2 separate regions of the Homo sapiens genome follow, and region 1 is linked to region 2. Evidence: chromatin loops called from intact Hi-C (ENCODE). Cell type or tissue: PC-3. All regions are shown on one strand. Links, peaks and the distances in the headings refer to the core of each region. The heading gives the core; the rest is flanking DNA.

What was found. Hi-C counts contacts between places; a loop is a spot of excess contacts. Peaks named below come from ENCODE experiments on the same cell type or tissue, not always from the same donor. Only the 100,000 strongest peaks of a DNase experiment are listed, where the experiment ranks them.
Region 1: it touches region 2 in a loop (7-fold over the local background); 2 of 110 quality-filtered maps call a loop at or near these places.

What each region holds. Positions count from the first base shown.
Region 1 is chr14:53,533,429-53,536,349 of GRCh38, forward strand. All of the region lies in intron 2 of LOC105370504 (a long non-coding RNA gene), which reads left to right. Among named protein-coding and RNA genes, the nearest start is that of LINC02331, 320 kb to the right of the region's middle. In PC-3, for the core only: no CTCF peak of the experiment used is centred there; a DNase peak (open chromatin) is centred at 1,633; H3K27ac peaks cover 2,500 bases.
Region 2 is chr14:53,367,750-53,370,670 of GRCh38, forward strand. It overlaps LOC105370504 (a long non-coding RNA gene), which reads left to right. Exons shown (of 4, transcript XR_943876.3): 2 at 1,703-1,752. Among named protein-coding and RNA genes, the nearest start is that of DDHD1-DT, 220 kb to the left of the region's middle. RefSeq lists an enhancer at 1-1,743. In PC-3, for the core only: no CTCF peak of the experiment used is centred there; a DNase peak (open chromatin) is centred at 1,342; H3K27ac peaks cover 800 bases.

The DNA.
Region 1 (2,921 bases), core at 284-2,783, 170 kb after region 2:
GGGAGAACAAAGCAGTGATGCACTGAGAAGGTGTGAGTAGTGCTCCATGCAGTTCGTGAGAAAAAGGAAGAAAGACAGACAGACACACACACACGCATACAAGTTTATACACAGACTCACACAAAAGCCACCTCAGTTCCTGACTGCTTTCGCTTCCAATTTCGGTTTACCCATGTCTCTTATCTTGGGGCACCTTGAATGAACTGCCTCTGCCCCTTATGGCCAAATGAGCCTTGACAACATCAGTGAAGCCTGATGAACTTATGTTGAATATTGTGACACTATGGATAATAGTATTACAGAAACCAAGATAAGTTAACTGGAGGATATCCAATGTAATTGTTACCCTCCCACTACCATTTCCCAATCATAAAAATGTCTTGTGAATGCCTTGACTACATGTCTGTAGTTGAAAAACTGAATGTCTGTAGTTGAAAAACCACTGGAAATTGTTTTCTTCCTTGTTACCAATGTCCATAAAAAAATCAGATGCCACTAATATCAGAACTCAGAAGTCCTTATTATATAGTCCTTTATTATTAATTCATTTTAATGAATACGGAACTAAAAAGTTGTTATGTGTGATATAAAAATAAGCTATAATGAAGTTTTGTGCTGAATATATGATCTGGAAACCACTAGACATTTGTGTTTCATTCGCATAGCGTGCTGGTTGCCATTAAATTACTCTTGGTAGGGAATGCCATGTTCTGATGGCAGCTGAATGTAGAACTCTATCTTCTTTATGGTAAAGGGGAAGAAGTGTGTTTGAGAGCATTTACATGTATATCTTACTCTTCATTTGTGTGGTTGCTTCTCTTGGTAGAATATGGTTTGGCAAGGGGCTATCATAAAACTTTTATTTTGGCAAGTGTAAGATATCACTCATAAGTAAGGCAGATCTTCCCAAACAAGTTGCTATATAAAATTTAAAGCATCAGTGTTCATTCACATATTTCTCCTATGCAGTATGTTTATCCTCTTTTGTTAGCTTTCCATGCTTTTGTCATCATTTTTCTTTCCTTCTTCTGTCTTCTCTTCAGCTGTTCTAGAAGTAGTGGATGACTTAGATCAGGGTGCAACATAATGTCATCTGTAAATATATGAAGGTAAATATCTCCTGGGGATACACTTCATGTGGTCCAGTGGATAACAGACATTCATGTGTGTTATTAATATCCATGTATTTGGCCATCTTTAGTCTATAGTCTCTACTCAGCCCCTCTAACACACACACACACACACGCACCAACCTAGTTTTAATTGAGCTAGAAACTGCATTGTTTGTTCAGGCAATGAAAAGGAAAAAGTTCTTAGGGTAGGGTAATTCTAATGGTAAATTTTTTTCCTTTAGAATTTTTAACTGCACTAGGCACACTGAATTCAGTGCTAGAGGCAGCCATTGTACTGTGAGGAGATATTATTTGTCTCATTAGCACTATGGGAATGCCATGAAAGGGTCCATGACCCAGAACCCATCTTGCTTTAATAATGGCTTCACACTCATAAAAGATTTTTAATGGCTACATGAGACATATATAAATATTAAATGCCATTCCTCTTTGTTGATTCACAAGCCCCAATGAATAGGACTCCTTCGTGGCTTCCAAAGTTGAAGAAATGTGCCTGGCTTCTCACGCCAATGAGTGAAGCAAACAAACCCACAAACGGAAACACCTCAACTGTGCCCTGCTAACCCATTTGTAAACCTGAGAACACTGCGAGTCTTTAGCTCTTGTTGGCTGCCTTGCGTTCTCTGACTCGGAAACAAAATTTCTGTCTGTTGTATACCTGTTCCAAATCCTGCTCTAGGAGAATTAGGAAAACATGGTCACATATGTGTAACGAGACATTTTTCCCAAATGTAACTTTATGGTTTTCATCAAAACTTAGTTCATTTGCTTTGGTCCCCCGGCCACAGCATTGCAACTCCAGAGATGGACTATACCCCTATGCAAAAGAGCATTTTGTGCGTATATTTAAATTTGGATAGACCAGCGCTCACAGTTCATCTGTATACTTAGATTTCGGTAAGAACTCAGGATCCTGGTGATGCCATTGCTCTTTTCCCAAGGCCTTGTGCTGGAGTGTAACATTACATGAAAATCGGTGCTGTTTGTTTAATCAGAGTCCCCCCAAGGTTAGCACCTGCCATCCTACTGCCTAATTGTATGATGATCCTGTGTGGATGACAAGACCCCAAAGAACTGTATTTGCCATATTTTTCTTGCCTTCCGATGTGGATGTCAGGTCTATACCATTTAAAGATGCCTTTATTTACGAAAGGGAAATTGAGTTACAGACTTCCTGTTGTGAGTAGAGCTGCCTGGGGAAAATGATGGTAGAAAGGTGTTCTCAAGGAGAGAGCCAGAATATGTGAGCCCAGAAGCACTTGGGGTTTGGCAAACTTTATATTCTTTTTTTTAATATTTGGGGTTCAGCAGAGCCAAAAATGTATTTTGCTCAAAGTACCATTTTCCTTTCATTTTCCAAAACCGTGTATATTCTAGGGAAATTTAATCCGTGTATTTTGGAATCATTTAACTCTCATTCATCAAAATATTGCATGGTAAACACTAGATCTGGGTTCAAGAAATCTCTTGAGCTCTTTGATAAGCAATTTTTTTTCTTTGAACCTGGAAGTAAAAATTCTCTTTGAATGAACCCAGAGAAGTACAGAGCATACTTCTCAGATTATCTCCCAGACAGAGTGGGGAGCTTTCCATGTGTCTACTATAAAGCAATGATGGGAACAAGGCTTTCTGGGGGCAAGGCCTTCAGAAACAGACCTTGGACATATATGGGCTTTTCCATTGAGGACTTCTAGCACCCCATTTAGCTCAGTCAGACTTAGATCTTTTCTGTTGCAACAACAGCCCCAAGTTAGTTCCAGCCCGTGTCTTCTGAAGTGCTTCTGAACC
Region 2 (2,921 bases), core at 279-2,778:
ATGCCTCCATTATTGACACCACATGGAAGTCAGGAAATTGGTTCTTTCTGGGAACAGTTTGCAGAAATATGCAGCCTGTCAGCCCCTTTCTCATGGGTGCATTAACAGAGCAGCTCACGATTACAAGTAACGAACCTTCTCCAGATGTGTGTAGCAACTCAGCTCCAACTTTATCTTCGGCCCTGAAGATGGACTTGGCAAGATGGATTATTTGTGGCTGTATTGTAATAACTTTGTGAAATTGGAATTCCCAGTGATTGTAATGGAGGGTGAGGAAGCGGCAGCAGAGGAACAGATAATTTCTCCTTGCAGTAAACAACGAAAAGACCAACAACAATAAAAAGGGCAAATCAGCTGTGGCATTTTCCTGCTTTGGACACCGACTCTTCCAGACTGTTCTAATTCTTTCCCTTTTATGATTCTGTTTATGTTACACACATTAAAGTTAAGTCATGTCTTAAATAAGATGGAAACTGGAAGTGAGATTTGGAAATGACTGAATCAGGCTTCTTAACTTTTTTCTTCTCTTGGAGAGCTCAAAAACAACGGACAGAAAGGGATATACCAAAGAAAACAATATTAATTGTCGGCTTCCATGGAAAATTCAATCCAGTCTTTCATTCATTCTCTTCCCAGTGCAGTGCCAGCAGACTTCTCTCTATATGGCTAAGGGCTTAATTTAGCTGACAAATTTCTGAAGGATAACTAAGCTTTCAGAAAGAAAGATTCTAGCTATAAATGAAGCATGTGTGCTCTCTCAGTCACAAAAGACAGATTTTTCCAGGATAAAGTAATTTGGGGTAAATTTCTCCTGTATTTTATTAGCAGTGATGATTTCAAGGGAGTATTCTTTTAAAGCAAGGCAGTATTTAAATCTTTCTTTTAAATCACAAGTCCCTTGAGTTGATAGTTATAAAACTGGGTTCCACTGGGAGTTATTTGTACATCTTCAAGGTTGGCACCCTTAGTTGTTTGATGTAGATGTTCTAGATAAAATTCCTAAAGTCCAGCTGTTATGATTTAGCTTAATATGTTTGTACAGAGGGGTTTCCTTTGTCATTGAAGAGATAGAGTCAAAACAGAATTAGTCATTCTTGCATCTTCTATTTATAGCCCACTATTATTCTGATGCATTGTCAAAGAATGAAGTGGACAAGAATTTTTCTTCCTTTCTTTCTTTTTTTTGTGTAAACAAAACTCTTTTTATACTCTGTGGATTTAACTTTGGTTGCTAACTTAGTCAGACAAGGCACTTAACAAAAATATTACTTCTTAAATGAAAAATTACCTATTAAGTCATCCCATCTTCATTTGCAAATTAAAGGTTTGTCAGTACAAAGTATGTGGGATGACCAGAAGTCATGGATGACTTACACTGAAGTGGCAAGGGTAGAAAAGGTCAGTTTGAAAATTTATTTGTATGGGTTGCTCATGACTAATAGTCCAAATCTGGAGAGTTTATAAACAAAATTCTATTCTGTTTATTTAGTTTATGCCAGCATTAAAGCTAGCCTGAAAATTTAGTGAAAGTCATTTAAGGAATTTTTATTTGGAGGAAACTTTAATTTTTATTTTTGAGGTCACTGAATAAATGTAGAGGTCTCTGTGGCCTGTACTGCAACAAGTAGAACAGTTAGATAAACTGGTTGTTGAAACTCCCTGGGCCACTGAGTTTTCTTATTTCTTTTTTTTTTTTTTTTAGTAGAGAGCTGACTTTAGAGGGATCAAGAATAGCTTGCTGGATGGAAGGAGGTAAGAAACAGGACTATCAATGTTTTACTTATCTGAGCTGTATAATAATTTGGTGTAGATAATTAAATGAGATGAAGTATGGGAAATGTGTTGTAAACATTCTCAAATCCTCTGCTATTATTGCTTACTGCAGCATCTGAAACAGCAGGGTCTGTCATGCAATAGCCCTCAAATCAATGTTTGTTGAGTTATAGTAAGTCGAATTAAAGAGTAGTTGGACAATTGCAAGTAATAGGTGGAAGTAGAAGGCTGAGAAAGTTGACACTTAGCGTTCTCTGTTGAAAACTATGCTATTAGCAGTGTTGGGTCAGCAAATGGCTTATTTTGGTTGGCAACCCCATGGAAAAGGATTTGCTGGATACAATAATAGTATATTCCCACAAAAATTCTGAAGTTTTATATTTTTGAGAATGTTGACAAGCCGGCAAATTAATGAATGGCTGCCAGTTGTTGAATTTGAATGTCACTCCTGGTGATTGTAAGTGTGAGTATGCCTTTGTTTTCCCTGTGTGCTAAACTCACGCTAGGGGTCCCATTGTTTTGAGGAGCTATTTAAGTAGCCTTCAGGAGAATCTGAAAATCATCCAAATCCAGTGTATAAGCATGAGAAGTCTGAGCTGAAGACTAAAAGTACTCTCCCTACAACCTGTCAGACATCTGGCCCAATGCTAGCTATAGGCAGTGGGGCTTCTTGATGGTCATTGGTGAGGATTCAATCTTTGGTACCCAAAGAGTGGGTGAAAGTTTCAGGAAAAGAAATCTCAAGCCTTGAGGCCTCCCATGAAGGCGAGACCAAGATTTCTCTTCCACAACCCAATCTTTACAATTATTCTGGAGATGGTTGGGAGGAGAGTAGTCATCCTCTTGACTAGAGGATGAGAGACTGTGCAGGAGAAAGCTCTGGAGGAGACCTCACCCTTTGTGACTAGTATGGTGTGTCTCATTCATCATGAGATGGTGGGTGATGCAGGTGATGAGTTAATGATAATTAAGCCCACGCTGTGGAACCCATGGGAGAAGCATGTAATAGCCAATAGTAATATCAGCAAGGCCTTCCTCAATTCCACGCAGAGGAAGACCCAAAAGGATCAGTGGACCCAGGGCCGTGGGATACCATGAGAAGGGAGTCGACGGCAGGGATTTAGGTTTGGGGGTTCTTGGAAGGAAGG